Regions from separate parts of the Homo sapiens genome. Here regions 1 and 3 are each linked to region 2. The links are chromatin loops, found by intact Hi-C in ENCODE. Cell type or tissue: PC-3. All regions are shown on one strand. Each heading gives the region's core, and the rest is flanking DNA. Links, peaks and the distances in the headings are about the cores only.

Region 1 (6,807 bases), core at 545-5,544, 96 kb before region 2:
CAATTTTTTTTTCATTTACTTTTGCAGACACAGAGATTGACTTTCCTTAATTTGATTTTATTCATTCAGAACTTAGGATACTTTTCACCTGAAGTATTCTTTTGCACTGTTAAAAAAGTTACTTGTTTAGCAGAGAAGGGAAATTAGAGGAAGGGATCTGCAACTTGTTGAGTGCCAGCTTCATTCCAGTCAGTCTGCTAGGCACTTACATGCATTTGCTCATCTGTCCCGTCAACCCCACCCCAATAACCCTAGGAGATGGGCTTCACTATCTCCATTTTACAGATGAAAATTACCAGCTTGGAAACATTACATTCTGCATAGTTGCAAGACTGTGGATGACTGAGTTGGGAGCCACAGGGGAGTCAGGGATCTAAGTCTGTACTCTTTCCACTAGACTGTGTGGTTTCTGAGAAACACATTTAGAAGTACTAGAAGTACCTTTGGCCCCAAATAGGTGGGATGCTGAACCCAGAAGTAGGTAGAATGCTAAGCTTATTAAAGGTGAAATCTAGGCCGGGCGCAGTGGCTCACACCTGTAATCCCAGCACTTTGGGTGGCTGAAGTGGGTGGATCACTTAAGGTCAGGAGTTCAAGACCAGTCTGGCCAACATGGTGAAACCCCATCTCTACTAAAAATAAAACAATTAGCTGAGCATGGTGGCATGTGCCTGTAATCCCAGCTACTCGGAGGCTGAGGCAGGAGAATCACTTGAACTGGGGAGGTGGAGGTTGCAGTGAGCCGAGATCATGCCACTGCACTGCAGCCTGGGTGACAGAGCAAAACTGTGTCTCAAAAAAAAAAACAAAGTGAAATCTTTCCAGGCATGCATATATATACATGCTTGTGTACACATAGACACACACCTCACAGGCAGTAAAGTACTTTTCATTGAATGGACACAAAAGATTTTAAAAGTCTAGGGTAAATGATAGAGATCAAGGTTTTTTGGTAAACTGTAGCACCAGGACCTATTGGTATTTTACATTGATGATACTATAATAACAACCCTTTTTTAAGCCCCAAGCATTATCTGCGTAAATACAGTTTTAATCTGTGATCAGATTGAGCATCAATATTTTAAAACTTCAGAATCGGACACCAGATCTGTGTTGAATTTAAAGGGTTATTCCTGTGTTGATTAATGGATTTAAAAAGTCACAAAAATTTTACTATACTTTGATAACTATGAACCCCAGATAAATCTTGAAACAATACATCATTTGGAACAAGATTCTAAATTTTGGTATAATATTTAAAATCATACAAGTAGAGCTTAAGTACGTAATGAAAAGAGAAAATTGTCATATTTATATATAATTAATTGGCATCATTATTAGGGTTTTTGTTACTATTAGTGACGTATGTATGTTTGTGTGTGTGCTTAATTAAGGCTGTGCCTTGCACATAATAGGCAATTAATAAATAGTAGCTATTTAAAATGACCTCTTCACTTTTAAATAAATGGTTTTATTTAAATATCTTTAAAAGGTTTTATTAGAATAATTATATATGATGAGCATATGCTTCTTCATATAGTTCAGATTTTTCATTAGATCAAATGGGCTTTTCTTCTCAGTTACTGAGAATTGGTAAGATTTGATTCTGTGAATGAAAAATACAATGTTTTTCTTCCATTCCAGTTTATATAAATATCTGGTATCTGAGCCAGAGGCTATGAAAAAAATGCAACTGGCTATTTCCTGCACATAGCCAGAAAGAGGATTCACTTACTGATAGGAGTAAAAACTCTGAAGAAGCTGAATCTTAAGATATAAATTGTACCATCTAGTGACTTTTTAAAGCACCTTTACTTAAGTGGCTCATGCATTTTCTCCCAGCAGATCAGTGCACTTCAGGTGGCTAGTCCGAGTGGTGTTTACAGCTAATTGATCACAACCAGTTACAGATTTCTTTGTTCCTTCCCCACTCCCACTGCTTCAAATTGACTACTGTTAAAAAACAATACAAAACAATACACTGGAGGTGTTTTCAGTGAGTTTTCCCCTTCCTTTTTTTTCACCTTAAGTGTCATAATTCTATTTTGAGTATGTTTTTACTTTTGCCATTTCTGTAAAGAGTGCTTACCTTTTTGTGAACCTGGAGATTTGTGTAAACTCTGATCTTGATACCGGTGATTGATGACAGAGATTGTAAATAATCATAGAGATCAGATCTTAACCTAGCCTTGTCCAACCCACAGCCCGCGGGCTGCATGTGGCTCAGGACAACTTTGAATGTGGCCTAACATAAATTCATAAACTTTCTTATAACATTATGAGATATTTTGAGGTTTTTTTTTCAGCTCATTAGCTACCTTTAGTGTTAGTGTATTTTATGTGTGGCCCAGTGAAGCCAAAAGATTGGACACCCCTGCTAAACAAATGCTAAATTTCATTTCTGCTTGGAACTCTTCAACAAGTATTTATTGAACAAATTTTGGTGGGCCATTTTGCATAACCATATCTTCGTAGTATCTAATACCTTTTTTGTTAGCCTTAAAGTTTTGGTTTTCCTTTTTCAGGAATACACAGTGAAACTAAGTAATATCCCTACAATTAAGAGATTCCTTGAACCTGGCAGCAAGAAGAAGCCTCCCCCTGATGAAATTTATGTGAGAACCGTCTACAACATCTTTAGGCCATAAAACAACACATCCATGTGTGAGTGACAGTGTGTTCCTAGAGATGGTATTGTCTACAGTCATGTCTTAATGGATCCCAGCTCTGTCATGGTGCTATCTATGTATTAAGTTGGGTCCTAAGTTGGGTCTTTTGTGTCAACGAGATCATCTCTTCTAGAAATATCAACCTTTTTTGTCCAGTAAATAATTGTTAGGGGATCTTTATTGGAAAACTTTTTTGGAGAGGCTGGTATTTAAGTTAGATCTGATTGGGCTACTCATGTCCTGTAGCCAGTTCATCCTCATAATAAGAATGGGCAGGATCTCTTGTTCTCTCCTGAGTGTCTTTCTACTCTCCTGAGCGTCTTTCTGCTCTCCTTATCCTGTTCTCTTATCCTTATCCCCTCCAGTCTCTGCCTAATTTTTAGTGTTTAATAACAACCGAATGTCTAGTAAATGACTCTCCTCTGAGCTGTAATAAATAAAATGGTAGTAATGAATGCAATCAGTATTAGCCAAAATAAAGAATTTATGAGTCATTGCTCATTGTCTTGTTGTGAGAATTTTTTAATTAGTTTTTTTCAAATATAGAATACATTTGCACGGTTCAAAAATCAAAAAAGTATAAAAGGGTCTACAGTCTTGGAAGTCTTTTCAACCCTGCTTCCCCGCAACCGAATCCTGCTTCTCACAGGCAAATGCAGTTACTATTTGTGTACCCTTCCAGTTACATCTGACACATGTATAAGAAAATGCAAATATATATTATTTTTATCTTCTTACTACCCAAAATGGTTATTTGTAGGCTTCTAATTTTTTGCATTTCAGAACTAAAAGTATGGTCTGTTAATATAATGCTGCTGTTAAACTGGTGTTGATTCACGTCTCAAATACTCATCAAGCATCAACTGGGCTCAGGGTCTCCCAGCACTTTAGGAGGCCAAGGTGGGTAGATCACCTGAGGTCAGGAGTTGTAGATCACCTGAGGTCAGGAGTTTGAGACCAGCCTGGCCAAAATGGTGAAACCTCATCTCTACTAAAACTGCAAAAAGTAGCTCGGCGTGGTGGCGCACCCCTGTAATCCCAGCTACTTGGGAGCCTGAGGTGGGAGAATTGCTTGAACCTGGGAGGCGGAGGCTGCAGTGAGCTGAGATCATGCCACTGCACTCCAGCCTGGGCGACAGATTGAGACCTTATCTCAAAAAAAAAAAAAAAATACTAATCAAGCACCTATTACATGCCAGGCAGACTGCCAGGAGGCAGAATCGTAGAGCAAAGCCCCTGCTTTAGAAGAATTCAGCATAGGGTAGGGGGAGACACACATGTAAACAGCAGAAGTAATTTTAAAAAGGAAAGAATTGCCGCTTTTGGAGTATCTACTACTCAGAAATTTTAAAACTAAGGAAAGGCAAGTTTTTGATGAGAGTCTCACTCATTTATCTCGCTACAGAAGGGATTTTTTGCTCAGTGGAAACAAAAGAAGAAAAGACAAGTGGGAGGTGATCATTGTCTGATGCAATCAATACTGTTTTCGTCAGAGGAAAATCAAGCGCAAACATCAAGGCAGTGATTTGCCTTCATATTTACATAATGTGAGCACTCTGTTATCACCCTGATATTTAAAATTCCTGCAAGAGCAAAAGCCTGGTGGCAGGGGCAGCCCCGAGGCAGGCCTGAGGAACAGTGCTGACCTAGGCTGCTGTTCTGAGAAAGAGGCCCAGCCCTGGCCAGGCCCCTGAGTGCAGTAGCCAATAATAAAAAAAGAAAATGGGAAGTGTGTAGTAAAGACTTTCACCCTGCCCCAACAGAGGTGTGGCCTTTGCTTCTGGAAGGCAGTCTCTAAGTCCTTTGAATGCTAGACCTGACAGGAGTGTCTTTGTTTGCCTGGGGGTCTTGGGCCACCCAGCTAGTAACAATGTGATTTAGGGTGAGAGCTTTGAGCCACACCAGCAATGTGATACTGGGTGAGAGCTCTGGTTCACGTGGTATCAGCTCAACTCTGGAGGGAGTGAAAACAGATCACCTGTTGGGCAGTCAGCCAGGCCTACCTGATGGACCCCCCAGTAAAAAACCTAGGCTCCAAGGCTTGGGTAAACTTCTCCAGTTGACAATACACCATGGGTATTGTCCTTCGAATGAATCATGAATCATCCAACCTAAGGGTGGTTCCCCTCAAACTTCCCTCTAAACTCTTCAGGGAAGATAAACATTTTACACACATTTAGAGACTATACATGAGAACAAACAGTTGACTTGACAATCCTCAGGGGTCTGTATTACAGGTGGAGCAGCCCAAATCTGAAATCCGAAATGCTCAGAAATTCAAAATGCTTTAAAATCCGAAACTGAGTGCCGACATGGAGCTCAAAGGAAATCTTCATTGGAGTATTTTGGATTTGGGATTTTTTGGTTTGGGATACTCAGCCAGTAAATATAATGCAAATATTCCAAAGTCCAAAAATGTTCTGAAGTCAGAAACACTTCTGGTCCCAAGCATTTCGGATAAGGGATACTCAACCTGTACTGAGTTTTGTGGGATGGCAGCAAATTTGGGCTAGTTTATATTACTGTGTTGCTATTTTTACTACCCAGTGCCACTGCCTGATACTTTTAATCAAGGGCTGGCTATATAGACCTTAAACCATTTTGCAAGTACTTGCTGCTTGGGTTTTAATTCTCTTAGACACAAGAGGGCCCCTGAATCTGGTTCTTTGAGGAAAAAACCAGGGAGGAAGTTTGGCTTCTGCATTGAATTAAAGGATTAGAGAAATAAAAACAAGAGACCAGGCCCTCTCCAACAAAAAGAGGTTCCCATGTTTCTCGTGTTCATGGTTGCATGACCTTAAATTGTGCAATTCGCTTTCCATATTGGAAACCAGCACCCTCCTACCCTGTTCTGCCTCAGGTGGCATTACCCCAGTTTCATCATTTCCTTTTTTGGTGCAGGCTCCCACCCTTTAGTCTCAAACCTCCAACCACCACCATCACCATTACCCCCCACAATTTTCATGAGTTATGAGACTTTGATAATAGAGTAGGAAGTCAGGGACAGGATCGTTTATCCTCAAAAAATATCAACATGCTGAGCATTCAAGGCTAAACCCAAAGTCAGCATGAGTGAGACAGGGTGCAAGAAAGAGCAGAAGGAAGACAAGAGGTTCACTGAGTAAAAGCCACGACACGTGAACCAACGGGGTTAAAGTGCACAGCCATGCCTAAATGGGGCAGTTGCAGAGGCTTCAGTGTCAGGAACAAAAGAGGAAAAATGGACAGCTTGGGACCCTGGTGTCTAGGACAGAAGTGCCAAGGGACCCAGAATAAAGCCACACTTTCAGAGAGGTTTTGGCAGATTGAGTGCTTGAAGAAACACTTGACTCTGACTCTCCTCCTGTCCTCACCTGGCCGAAGCAGTTCTGCAGGGGCCAACCTCCCTAGGGGATGGAACAGAGCAGAAAGTGAATCCCTCGGGACAGGGGCTGCAACAGACAATAACCAGTAGGGGCTTTTGTATTTGCTGTTGTTCCCTCATGGCTGAATGTGCATTTTATTCCTTTAACCCAAATAACAAGCCTCAGAACATTGCATGGCAGGCTCTTATTCCTTTAGTGTTAATATCCCCACGTGAGGGGATCCTTTTCTGACCATAAGATCTACAGAGCTTCCCCGCCCCCCATCCCCATACACCAATATACCTCTCTCTCTCTCTCTCTTTTTGAGATAGAGTCTCACTCTGTCACCCAAACTGGAGTGCAATGGTGCGATCTTGGCTCACTGCAACCTCCGCCTCCCAGGTTCAAGCCATTCTTGTGTCTCAGTCTCCTGAGTAACTGGAATTACAGGCATGCACCACCACGCCTAGCCAATTTTGTATTTTAAGTAGGCACGGGGTTTCACCAAGTTGGCCAGGCTGGTCTTGAACTCCTGATCTCAAGTGATCTGCCCGCCTCAGTCTCACAAAGTGCTGGGATTACAGGAGTGAGCCACTGCGCCCAGCCCCCACATAACCCCTTTCTTATCCTCTTATTTTCTTCATAGCACTCAGCACCCTCTGGCATGCTTATTTGTTTAATCAATCTGTGTCTCTATATATGAAATGGCTTCCTTGTATATGCACAGTTGAGTCTTGTTTTTTTTTTTTTAATCTACTCATGATAGTCTTTGTCTTTTAATTGGTGTATTTAAG
Region 2 (6,807 bases), core at 1,046-6,045:
CGAGGCGGGCGGATCAGTAGGTCATGAGATCGAGACCATCCTGGCTAACATGGTGAAACCCCATCTCTACTAAAAATACAAAAAATTAGCTGGGCGTGGTGGCGGGTGCCTATAGTCCCAGCTACTTGGGAGGGTGAGGCAGGAGAATGGCTTGAACCCAGGAGGCAGAGCTTGCTGTGAGCTGAGATTGTGCTACCACAGCCTGGGTGACAGGGCGAGACTCCATCTCAAAAAAATAAATAAAAATAAAATAATAATAATAATAGTCATTTCATGGGACTTTGGAGGATTAAAGATATAACATATTAAAAGGGACTAGCATTGGGGAAGTGTCACCAGGATGTTTTTAATAAATATTGGTTCTTGAATTCTTCCTCTTCCCACTACCTTCCATATGTGCATTATTACCACAAACTCTCACTTCTTAACATGGCGAGAATGGTTACATTTAACCAATGGGCACGTGAGACTGGTTTGCTAGAATCTGAGGGTGGCCACCGATGGATAACAATTTGGGCCAAGAAAACATTCCAGGAACTCCTCCAACCCAGTCATGAAGAAGGCAGATTCTTCTTCAGTATTGTTGGTGGTTTTCAACAATACATCCTAATGAACATTTTTGATTCTATGGCTTCAATTATTTGTTCATTCATTCATTCTTTCATTCATGCTTAGAGAAAACTCCAGGAGTCTGCTATCATGGTGGGAAACCCAAGCTCTACTACCACAATGGACAGGGCAGAATGGAGTCCATCCAGTCGCTCCTAGCTGCATCTGGAGTACGGGTAGGTCCTGAGAGGTCATCTTAAGTTGGATCTAAAATTGACCTTACCAGATACTTTTCCCTCAGAAACTATGAGATGTTTCTTACTAAATGACTTGTCAAGTGTTGTACCTTAAAGAAAATTGGCAGTTATTAAGAAAGAGATGATGAATTTGATCTAATAAATTGTTAAAATATCTTCTCATCTAAGGGCATAAACATTAAGGTACATTTAAGAAACAAACTAATCAGAATGTGTGGACTTTAACTGAACTTGGATTTAAACAAACTCTAAAAAATAATTTATGGCATTTGTATAACAGTTAGAAGCATACATATTGATTGAATATTTGATGTCATGAAAAAATTATTGTTAATGTTTCATGTGTGATAATGTACTATGGCTATATTTAAAATCGTTCTTCTGTTTTAGGGAAACACATTGAGGTATCTAAGAATAAAATATATGATATCTGGGATTTCCTCACATTATTACAAGAAGAAAGTGGGTGGGCATGTAGATGAAAACACATTGGCTTTAGCTGGTATAAACCAAATATAAAATTCTAAGCCTCTTACCCAGCCCCGACCATCTGAATGGACCCTCTTCTCAGCAAGGGCATTACTAAGCTAACCTGAAAAACCAATTTAGGCCATGATGGGAAGTGGGAAGTTGGACATGCCCTCCTCTCTTTTGGAATTACTGATAGAACAGACTCTAAGTCTGATAAGAAACATTACTTTCAATGGCAAAAACCACAATTACTTTTGTACCAACCTAATACAATTTATTTTCTCTGAAGCCTGCTACCTGGATGCTTCATCTGCATGATAAAACTTTGGTCTCCACACCCCCTTATTACCCTAACCCAGATATTCCTTTCTATTGATCCCAGGTGAAGGGGTGGCCTGCTCCTCCACACCTGTGGGTATTTCTAGTCGGGTGGGACGAGAGACTGAGAAAAGAAATAAGACACAGAGACAAAGTATAGAGAAACGACAGTGGGCCCAGGGGACCGGCACTCAGCACACCAAGGACCTGCACCGGCACCGGCCTCTGAGTTCCCTCAGTTTTTATTGATTATTATTTTCATTATTTCAGCAAAAAAGGAATGTAGCAGGAGAGCAGGGTGATAATAAGGAGAAGGTCAGCAAAAAACATGTGAGCAAAAGAATCTATGTCATAATTAAGTTCAAGGGAAGGTACTATGACTGGACGTGCACGTAAGCCAGATTTATGTTTCTCTCCACCCAAACATCTCAGTGGAGTAAAGAATAACAAAGCAGCATTACTGCAAACATGTCTTGCCTCCCACCATAGGGCGGTTTTTCTCCTATCTCAGAATTGAACAAATGTACAATCGGGTTTTATACGGAGACATTCAGTTCCCAGGGGCAGGCAGGAGACAGTGGCCTTCCTCTATCTCAACTGCAAGAGGCTTTCCTCTTTTACTGATCCACCTCAGCACAGACCCTTTACGGGTGTCGGGCTGGGGGACGGTCAGGTCTTTCTCATCCCACGAGGCCATATTTCAGACTATCACGTGGGGAGAAACCTTGGACAATACCCCGCTTTCAAGGGCAGAGGTCCCTGCGGCTTTCCACAGTACATTGTGCCTCTGGTTTATTGAGACTAGAGAATGGCGATGACTTTTACCAACTATACTGCTTGTAAACATTTTGTTAACAAGGCACATCCTGCACAGCCCTGGATCCCTTAAACCTTGATTTCATACAACACATGTTTTTGTGAGCTCCAGGTTGGGTCAAAGTGTCTGGGGCAAAGCTACAAATTAACAACATCTCAGCAAGCAATTGTTTAAAGTACAGGTCTTTTTCAAAATGGAGTCTCTTATGTCTTCCCTTTCTACATAGACACAGTAACAGTCTGATCTCTCTTTCTTTTCCCTGCACCCAGGTCTTTAGATCATAACTCTTTCAATCAACTGCCAATTGGAAAATTTTATAATCTACACAAAATCTGGAAGTCCACACTTCCAGTTGTCCTGCCTTTCTGGACTGAACAAATGTACATCTCTATATATTTGATTGATGTCTCATGTCTCCCTAAAATTAAACTATATCCCAACCACCTTAAGCACACGTTCCCAGAATCTCCTGAGGGCTGTATCACAGGCCATTGGTCACTCACATTTGGCTCAGAATAAATCTCTTCAAATATTTTACAGCGTTTCACTCTTTTCCCTAATATTGGTAATTATTGATTCTATATGAGGAATACAAGAAAGGTCATTATACTTTTGTGTTATTTTTATACATGTTAGAAATTTATACAATAAGAGGATAAAAAGGCATAATATTAGAAAGTGAATGTAAAGTGGAACTGCGTACTCACCTGTTAAAGACTCAGTATACTAATTCAATGATTATTTTGTTGTGCACCTACTAAGTGCCAGATTCTGTGTGAGGTTCTGGAGGTAGACAGTGAACAAGACAGACTCAGTCTCTGCCCTCGGGTAGCCTACATATCTATAAGAATGGAGACAAGTAAACAGGTGATTAAAATAAGGAGCTTCCAGGAGAACACCCAAGCATTCCCCAGTGTTACCATATCATCCACCCAGTGTCTGAGGAGGAAATGCAGGGAGGTGTCTGTGGGACTCCGTTGAGTGCTGCCCTCTAGAGGTGTCACTGAGAAAAACACGTTCTAGTCCAGACCACAGTCCCTCAGTAACTGCCTGAGAGGGTTTTCTTCCGGAGTGAGTCTTCGACAACTCAGGAGATCTTGTCCCTTGGATGGTAGCAGAAAAAGAGGGTTTCAGGTGAGGTGGCGTCCTGTGAGGGGAACTTCCAGTGAGCCCCTTCAGCCTCACAGCGCCGTGTGGAACTGAGCCTTGGGACGGCACTTTCTCCATTGCTTCACGAAGGCTCGGGACCTTAGCCTCACCCTTTCTCAATCCTACGAATAAGCACACAAGAAATCCACACACCGTCATTCCAGGTTTTGTTTGTTTGTTTGTTTGTTTTGGTACAAATGAATACCCCGTTTCACTGTCACCCAGACGTCAGCTCTGCAGCTCAGGGATGTGTTCAGAGCCCGGGTAGGAAGAGTTCAGCAGGAGGGAGGGAGGGGCAAGGCTGGGAGGAACCCAGGCTCCCTGGCCTCCATCCAGCCTGACTGAAGGCGGGGGCAGGGCTGACTGCAGACCTTGCTCAGGCTTCTGGGGTCTCAGTGCCCTAAGGCTGATGATCACAACCAAGTCCTCAGCCTCACAAGCACATCCCACTTGCCAGTCCCACCACCTCGGTCACCCTCCTGCCAGGACCACACACCGTTCCTTAGGTTTGTCCTGAACCGGACACAGTATTAATTTCTGGCACACCCTTCCTGCCCCCGCCTCCCCCACCCCCCAACCATGATCTCTAGATCCTGGTCCTGTGTGATCATAGATCCACAACAAACTCTGTTCCATGGAGCAAGCTAGAAACCCCCAAATTCCTGACATTTGACTATAAAGAACTCTATTAAAGTATACTTAGCCACTGCAAACACCGCTACTGTTTATTACTTGATTTATGTGGGTCAGGCCCTGTATGATGCATTTTGAAAACATTAAAACATTCTGTTAAGAAAATGTTCTATGCCCATTTTGCAGATGAGGGAACTAATGCTTAAAGACGTTAAGTGATGATTCCCAGATCACACAGCTATTATGAGGCAGAGCCAAGATTGGAACCAGATCATATTAACAGTGAAATCCTGAAAATCTTTGTAAGAGTCTGCTTTAACTTTTATTTTTATAGATTCTGCCTATTAAGTCAACTGCATCATTATGTAATAACTGATTTTCATATTTATATTAAATACCTGCATCTACTCAGAGTTTCTGATCAGATTTAGACAACCTTGCTGGCTGCCATTCCAACTACTCTCAGGACAAGGTGTAATTTATTTCAAAGTTTAAATTACTGGATATAGGTCAACAAGAGACTATACATTCAGTGATTTTAGATTGATTTAAATTTTTTGAAAAGGATGCTATGAAATAGCAGCCATCTCTCAGAGTCCCAAAACATATATTTAACGAGCATTTATTATATACCTGCTACTTTTCCAAGTGCTTTGCATGACTTTGAAATTTAATTTTCATACCAATCTTTTTTTTTTTTTTTTTTTTTTTTTTTTTTTGTTGAGGCAGAGTCTCACCCTGTCTCCCAGGCTGGAGTGTAGTGGTGCAATCTTGGCTCACCGCAACCTCCACCTCCCAGGTTCAAGCCATTCTCCTGTCTCAGCTTCCTGAGTAGCTGGGATTACAGGCATGCGCCACCACACCTGGCTAATTTTTGTATTTTTAGTAGAGATGGGGTTTCTCCATGTTGGACAGGCTGGTCTTGAACTCCCGACCTTAGAGGATCCGCCTGCCTCGGCCTACCAAAGTGCTGGGATTACAGGCGTGAGCCACTGCGCCCGGCCTTTCATACCAATCTTTAAAAAAAGCTTCATAAGTATATCCATTTCACAGGTTAGGATACTGAGACACAGAGAGATTCAACAATGTGTCCAAAATCAAGAAGCCAGGACTTGAAAATAGTGATATTAAACCCACACAGCCATATCATAAACCACAGATTTTTATTAAAAATAACATTAGTCTGGGGACCCTAATTCCTTCCTCAAATTGAGAATTCTACTCTGTCATGTTCCATTTACTCCAGGAGGGGAAATTATCGTTGCAAGAGTTAAAGCTGTGCAATAGCAGGACCTATCTCATGCACAGTAGGGCTCCTAACAAGTGGGGTGATATAAATTACAGCAGAGGTTCCTCGGTGGAAGAATCTTTTTTGGTCATTAGCCCATTGCATACCCCACACTAGGGACACAAAGCCTGCGGTCTGATCTCACCTGGAGACACATGCTTTCCTATGATACGACAACAACATAACTAGAAGAACTGCTTGATACCTTAACGCCAGTGACATCCCCTCCCAAATCATGACCTAATCATGGACATGGGAGAGATCAGGGTGTGGATGAAGTGAACTAAAAGATTGAGTGCTATGTGCTGTGATCCATGCTTTTCTCTTGATGAATCTAGTCTAAATTTCCAAGTGGCCATGACCAGACCCCTCTGTGTGCACTGCCAAACTCAGAAATCTTATATTCTCCAAATTATGTATCAGACAGTAGCCATTCAAGGTTAAAAGTCTATAATGCTATGGAATGACCTATCAGGAGCCCATTCACTGATTCTGCTTTCGGTTTGAAGAGAAATTTCTAGAATCTGCAGAAGATTTGGAAAAGTTAAGAAATGGTAAGATCGAGTCTCTACGTGTCTCTGAGGAAGGTATCTAGTAGAAGGTACACTTGCAGGTTTTAATACCAGGCCGTGTCTATGTGTGCGAAGGGTGGTAGTTGGGGTGGTGGAGAGGGAAAAAAGTGGTTAAAGTAGAAAGGGTGGGGCTCCTTGAGCAGTTCTGTCAACTCTCTCCAGGCTAAAAGGGCCAGACCTCTTAGAGTATTTGCTAGAGGAGCCATCCCCAGCACCCTGAGAATGGCCTTTCCTTGCTTTCATTCTTTCAACACTGTGAATAAGCTGTGGTTGGTTCGGGATCCCATACAGCCCTCCCCATCCAAGGACACGCGCGGACATTCATCAGAGGGAAGGAGTTGAAATAGGTCCATCTTGAATTCATTTCTCTTATGAATTTGACAAGGTGATATTCTTGCAACTGTAGGCTTAGATAATGAGATAGTGTTGAATTGGTTGGAAGTCCAGGTCAGAGGGTGAGGAGGGACATGAGCCAGGGTAGCAGCAGTAGAGTGAGGAACACAGCACCCACCCTGCACACACTGTCCAGTGGGGGTATTGAAGACTATACAAAGGACCTACATAGAAACTTTTCTCAGAACTGTCTTTAATGTCTTCACACCATGAGATTTACTTTGAGATATTCCCATGTTAATTGGCATGTGGCTAGTGGGCCTGCAGCAGCCTCTCCCAACTTCTTCCTAAAATATCCATGAAGATATATCAACACAAAAAATACAAGGGACCTATTATGTATCTGGATGAGGAACAAAA
Region 3 (6,807 bases), core at 975-5,974, 160 kb after region 2:
CATACCCAGCCTTCCCCAGTTTACAAGAGATATTTTATAATTTATTATTATTATTATCATCCTGAAGTGAACCTTGTAAGATTTACCTCACAATGGTTGCTGCTGGGAATACAAGATGAATAAGGTATAATAATCCTAGCCTTTGAGGGGTGCATAATTAACCCCAAGGAAAAAGATTTGCATATAAAGAATTACGAGTCAATATGTAAATTTGTATTAAAGAAGTTCCTGCAGGTGGCAAAATGACCACTCAAAAAGAGTGGCTGAAGAGGCCAGGTGCAGTCGCTCATGCCTGTAATCCCAGCACTTTGGGAGGCTGAGGCGAGTGAATAAGTTGAGGTTAGGAGTTTGAGATCAGCCTGACCAACGAGGCAAAACCCTGTCTCTACTAAAAATACAAAAATTACCCGGCATGGTGCCGCACACCTCTAGTCTCAGCTATTCTGGAGGCGGAGGCAAGAGAATCGCTTGAGCCAGGAGGTGGAGGTTGCAATGAACCAAGATTGTGCCACTGCACTCCAGCGTGGGTGACAGAGCGAGACTCCATCTCAAAAAAAACCAACCAAACAAACAAAAAGAGTGGCTGAAGAAAGTTTAATGAAATACCTATTGTATTAGTCTGACCTCATGCTGCTACGAAGAAATACCCAAGACTAGGTAATTTATAAAGGAAAGAGGTTTAATTGACTCACAGTTTCACATGGCTGGACAGGCCTCAGGAAACTTACAATCACGGTAGAAGGCACCTCTTTACGGGCAGCAAGGGAGAGAATGAATGCCCAGAGAATGGGGAAGCCCCTTATAAAACCATCAGGTCTTGTGAGAACTAACTCACTATCATAACAGAATGGGGGAAACTGCCCCCATGATCCAATTATCTCCACATGGTCCCTCCCATGACACATGCGGATTATGAGAACTACAAGTCAAGCTGAGAATTCGGTGGGGACACAGCCAAACCATATCACCTATTTACAAACTGGGGAAGGGTTAAACTACTACAACGGATGATGAAGCACTCTGGGGCTCTCCTTTCCCTGGCCTTCATTGAGACAAGAGCAGAAAGCAGTTCAGGGATCTAGGAAAACACTGAGAGTCACAGCTGCAGGAAAAGTCTGCACCAACAGGAGCTGATGGCTTTCATAGAGAGAGATCCACTGTCAACCTAAGTAGCCCTGAAGACACGGTCAGTTTATAAATGACTGGACATTATGACAATAATTTATTACTGATTTGCTATAAAGTGTTATCCATTTTATGCTATATATAGTTTAGCATAGCTAGAAAATAAAGGGAAATTTATTTTTAATTTTGGGTATATATACAGATTTATATATTATATTTACCATACCAGATGTTAAACATTCTGACTATCACTCCTGGGTAGTCTGTGACATAAAAGTATGAAGATTTTTGTTAAGAAGTAATTAACATTTGGTATTTAATACTTACACCATCCGCCATTTTAATAGTGAGTTTATATATATATGTGTGTGTGTGTGTGTATAACTGAAGTGGATATTAATTTCTCTGCACTGGGGGAATTGGGTCAATATTTGAGCCATTAGGTATACTGACTTGCCAGTTTTCTGGGATATTCTTGAAGAACAAATATGTTTTAGCAACATTCTGCCAATTAGAGCTGCTTAGATGAGGCAGCTGTGAGTCAGCACAAATTTAATCTGTGTTGACTTTGCTCTGCCTTGCCTCCTACCTTTCTCCAATCTTTACTCACCTTCCCTCTGCACACAGCAGCTGTTTCAATATATTTGTCCTTTGAAACTTTGAATACAGTTGCAACATTCTAAGTCAACAGGGCAGCTAAGTATACCTAGCAGAAAAATTAGACTTTAACCTCAGAAATTGACAAAATCTTCTCAAGGATTATGGTTCCAATAAATACTGTTTAAAGTATTTTATTCATAGTTCTATTCAATAAAAGTTTATAGAGCACCTACTTTGTTCCCTGAATTGTTTTAGGCACAGAGAATGCCAGGAAAGACTAAGTCCTGAATGACAGGAACCAGAAGATCCAGTGAGCGAGGGTCTTAGTCAGAGGGAACAATGAGACAGGGTGTTGGTCAGGAACAAGTTGGGTGTGTTTTAGGTACACTAGTGTTGTGGGAGCAAGGCGAGGAAGTATTGAAAGATGAGGCCAGCATGGGTGTATTAGTTATCAATTGTTATATACCAACTCACCCCGAAGTTTAGGGACTTAAAGCAATAAATATTTATTATCTCACACAATTTCTGAAGGTCAGGAATCTGGGAGCAGCTTAGCCGGGTGGTTCTGAATCAGCATTTCTCAGGACGCTGCAATCAAGTCACTAACAGGCTGTGTCAGCTGAGGGCTTGACTGGGATCTGTTTCCATGATGGCTCACTCACATGGCTGTTGGCAGAGGCCTCAGTTCCTCTCTGAAAGTTGGCAATACATCTCACTTCTTTGGCATGCCTGCTTCTGTGTAGGACTGCTTGAGTGTCCTCAGGACATGGCAGCTAACTTCCCCTGGAGTATGTAAGCAAGAGGGAAACTACAATGTCTTTTATGACCTAGTATTGGAAGTTACACCTCTGATGATAGAGAAGGGCTGAGGACATCGCCTCGGGGGAGATAGCAGTTGGAGAAGAGAAGGCTGGGTGGAGCCAGCGAAGGCGTCTGAAGAGGAGGGGTCAGTGAAGTAGAAGGAAGTCCAAGAAAGTGTGGCATCATGAGGCCAACAGTCCGGCAAGAGGATGGAAGAGTGGACATTGAATTTGGTACCACGGAGGCTACTGCTGACCCGAGGAGAGAAGATGGGGACACAAGCCTGACTGGAGTGGGTTGAGGAGAAAATGGGACGTGAGGTAGAGGAGACAGCAGCTACCGGCAGCCGTTTTGAGAAATTTTGCTCCGAAAAAGGGCATATGGTTGGGACAGTAGACTTTCTCAGTGATCTAAAAGAGGAAGGGAAGGTTGAGTAGGCTGAGCTCAGTTTCATTTGCAATTGTGGAAAGTCACCTAAGAGTGGCTGAGTCTGTGCACTGAACTCTTTACAGCCACCAGGGAGGTCCCTTGGCTCTGGGCAGTGCGCCATCTGGTGCTCAGTCATGGAGTCAGCGTTAGACTGACACAGTAGGTTGGGCAATCCCTTTGCTGGAACAGAGACTTTTTTTCTCATAAATTTTAAATCCAAGTTGGAGTAAATTGCCAAAAGAACAACTAAAAAATGCTGACTGAAAGGCAGAGGTGCAAAGTTCTCCTCACTTCCTTTTAACCCCTTCCAATTTATTCCATTTTGTCTTTCTTATTCCCTCATCCTCTTCACCTTAATCCATGAGTCTCTCTGTATTTCCTTTTCCACTGTCCATTTCTATGACGCAGAATCTAACGATGCAGCTACAAGCCAAGAAACACCAAAGATTGCTGGCAGCCACCAGAAACCAAGAGAGAGGCTGGGAACAGATTCTCCCTTAGAGCTTCCAGAAAGAACCAGCTTTGCTGACCTCTGGATTCTGGACTTCTAGCCTCTAGACATGTGCAAGAATAATTTCTGCTGTCTAAGCCACCTAGTTTGTGGTAATTTGTTAGAGTGGCCACAGGAAAAGAATTCAACTACTTTGCAATAAAAAAAGGAATGAATACATAAAAAAGCACAGATGAATTTTGAAATAATTGTGCTGTGTGAAAGACACCAAACAAACAAAATACCTGCTGTATGCTTCTAATTATATAAACTTCTAGAAAATGCAAACTAACTCATTGTGACAAAAAGCAGATGAGTGGTATGGGGCCAGGCAGAAGAAAGGGATTTCCAAAGGGCATGAGGATGTGAATAAGTTCAGTATCATGATTATGATGATAGTCTCATAGGTGTATATGTGTGTTAAAACTTATCCAATTGAGGCTGGGTGTGGTGGCTCACTCCTGTAATCCTAGCACTTTGGGAAGCCAAAGCAGACGGATCACTTGAGGCCAGGAGTTCAAGACCAGCCTGGCCAACATGGTAAAACCCCATTTCTACTAAAAATACAAAAATTAGCTGGGTGTGGTGGCACACTCCTGTAGTCCCAGCTACTTGGGAGGCTGAGGCATGAGAATCACTTGGACTCAGGAGGTGGAGGTTGTAGTGAGCTGAGGTCACACCACTGCATTCCAGCCTGGAGGCAACAGAGCGAGTCTCGTCTCAAAAACAAAAACAAAACTGAAAAACTTATCCAGTTGTACACTTAACTCTGTACACTTTGTTTTTTTTTTGAGACAGTGTCTCGCTCTTGTCGCCCAGACTGGAGTGCAGTGGCCTGATCTCAGCTCACTGCAACCTCCTTCTCCCAGGTTCAAGTGATTCTCCTGCCTCAGCCTCCCAAGTAGCTGGGATTACAGGCGCCCACCACCACGCCCAGCTAATTTTTTGTATTTTTAGTAGAGATGGGGTTTTGCCATGTTGGCCAGGCTGGTCTCAATATTTCATATATATATAATATATTGCATATAATACATTATATAAAATACACATATATTTTAAAGTATCAATTATATCCCCTAATACAGTAATAAAACCAATAGATGCAAATAAACAATCACAAATCTATTATGTACATAAGCAAGCTGTACAATCCTTCTGCTCTCCAGCTGGTCTCTTCAGCTGCCTCTGTCCTTTGGAAGGCTTCCTTCTGCTTAGAAACAGGCCCAGGCCTCCACTGTCCTAACCTTCTTAGCCATGCACCCACACTCCTCAGAAGAAACCAAGAAACACTCCACAACAAATTTTTAAAGTTCTTTATCCTTGGCTAGTTTTCCCTTTTGCTATTTCCTTCTTTCTTTTCACGTCCAAAACTTGAGTAGTCTGCATTCTAGCTCTACTTCCTCTCTCAAAGTCTTGAATTTTAAATTCTTTTTTTTTTTTCCTTTGAGATGGAGTCTCGCTCTGTCGCCCAGGCTGGAGTGCAGTGGCACAATCTCGGCTCACTGCAAGCTCCGCCTCCCAGGTTCTCGCCACTCTCCTGCCTCAGCCTCCCGGGTACCTGGGACTACAGGCGCCCGCTACCACGCCCGGCTAATTTTTTGTATTTTTAGTAGAGACGGGGTTTCACCGTGTTAGCCAGGATGGTCTCGATCTCCTGACCTCGTGATCCTCCAGCCTCAGCCTCCCAAAGTACTGGGATTGTAAGCATGAGCCACCACGCCCGGCCAAATTTTAATTTCTTAATCAATGAACTAATCATCTTAGTTCTATGAGTTTCAAGGTCTTTTCTCAGTCTATCTTTAACTTTTATACTGCAAATACCAGGCCAAGCTCCCTTTCCATCAGCAACTTTCTGCCGCAGTCTCCCACCCTTCACCAAGCACTAGTGCTCAGATTTTCCTGTGGCTCATTTTTTCTTAGTTTCATGATTTATATATCTTCTTTGCCAACATGTTGTCACATGGATCCCACCCAGTCCTGCTTCATGTCAAAAGGCCAGGATTTTCTTGAAATAAATAACAAGTTATTAAGGACAGCCCTCCTGCCTCCATAGCACAGTCCTGTGAAGAAAGCTATGAAAAGATTACCGAGGCTGACATTGGGTAGTGAACACAGTATTTAGCAGGGCAACTTGGATGTGCCTCCAGAATGGCATGACCACTATTCCACTCATTGCACTCCACTCCTTATCTTGAAATGTTCTCCCCACTGCTCTCTGCCAGTCTGTATCAACTTCTTCTCCATCATGACACCTTCACAAATACTGGACATTCCAACAAGGGGTCTTTGTAGATCTGTGTTTCTTTCCATGCTGCTCCCACGTCCTCAAGTGATAGTTTTGTCATTCTAATATTGGGGAAGATATGGAAGAGGATGGCAGTAGTGGTGGAGAAGCAGCTCTCACACAGTAGGAAGGTGGCTATTACGTATTGTAGGTGAAAGCCAGGACTCATGCATCTGAGATGAGGATGCACTGAAGCTGGTTAAAATTCTGTTATTATACATCCTCAGCCTATTGTTCTACCTCAAGACCCATGCATGCTTTCTTCTAAGGTTGCCCTCAATACTGGTTGTTCTGGTATTGTAAGGAAACAAAGAAGGAAGAATCAAGCATCAAAACTCAACACCTCTAGTTCTCCCCTTTAGTTTACAGATGAAAGCACTGGGGTTCAGAGAGGTTGAGATTTATCTAAGGACACAAAGCTGATCAATGGTAGAATCAGCCTAGAACCCAGGTCTTCAGAATCACTAGCAAGAGCCTTTTCCATTTATCCATTGATTCAGCAAATAATTTTTTTAGTTCTAATCTATAAAATGTTGCACTAGGACAGAGATACAGTGCTGAACAAGATGGGACAAAGGCCTTTGACCTCAAGGAATTCACATTGTAGTGGGAGGAGACAGACTACAAACAAAAAAGAAAGAGTGATAAATATCTCAATAATTATAGCCTATGATTGGGATGTGAAGAAAATTAAGCAGGGACTATGTATTAGACTGTTCTCAGGCTGCTAATTAAAAGACACACCCAAGCCTGGATAATTTATAGAGGAAAAAGGTTTAATAGACTCACAGTTCCACATGCCTGGGAAGGCCTCACAATCAGGGAGGAAGGCTAAAGGCATGTCTTACGCTGCAGCAGTCAAGAGAGAATGGGAACCAAGTGAAAGGGGTTTCCCTTTATAAAACCATCAGATTTCGTGAGACGTATTCACTACCACGAGAACAGTATGAGAAAAATGCTCCCGTGATTCAGTTATCTCCCAGCGGGTCCTTCCCACAACATGTGGGAATTATGGGAGCTACAATTTAAGATTTGGGTGGGGACAGAGCTAAACCATATCAGACTATAATAGAGAGTA

Evidence for each region. Peaks named below come from ENCODE experiments on the same cell type or tissue, not always from the same donor. Only the 100,000 strongest peaks of a DNase experiment are listed, where the experiment ranks them.
Region 1: it touches region 2 in a loop (4-fold over the local background); 14 of 110 quality-filtered maps call a loop at or near these places.
Region 3: a loop joins it to region 2, with 1.9 times the contacts of the local background. A loop is called at or near these places in 3 of 110 quality-filtered maps.

What each region holds. Positions count from the first base shown.
Region 1 is chr6:52,974,311-52,981,117 of GRCh38, reverse strand. It overlaps GSTA4 (glutathione S-transferase alpha 4), which reads left to right. Exons shown (of 7, transcript NM_001512.4): 7 at 2,526-3,165. The coding sequence ends at 2,648. Among named protein-coding and RNA genes, the nearest start is that of GSTA4, 18 kb to the left of the region's middle. RefSeq lists enhancers at 3,166-4,039, 4,367-4,476, 4,587-4,646, 4,040-4,915. In PC-3, for the core only: no CTCF peak of the experiment used is centred there; no DNase peak of the experiment used is centred there.
Region 2 is chr6:52,879,118-52,885,924 of GRCh38, reverse strand. LOC105375091 (a long non-coding RNA gene) reads right to left here and starts at 3,260. Exons shown (of 4, transcript XR_926877.2): 1 at 3,120-3,260. It also overlaps the pseudogene GSTA10P. In PC-3, for the core only: a CTCF peak has its summit at 3,401 (motif pointing left); a DNase peak (open chromatin) is centred at 3,404; H3K4me3 peaks cover 762 bases.
Region 3 is chr6:52,720,880-52,727,686 of GRCh38, reverse strand. No RefSeq gene overlaps it. Among named protein-coding and RNA genes, the nearest start is that of GSTA2, 39 kb to the left of the region's middle. RefSeq lists silencers at 3,032-3,081, 5,130-5,244. In PC-3, for the core only: a CTCF peak has its summit at 3,072 (motif pointing left); DNase peaks (open chromatin) are centred at 1,706, 2,056 and 3,076; H3K4me3 peaks cover 1,046 bases; H3K27ac peaks cover 2,126 bases.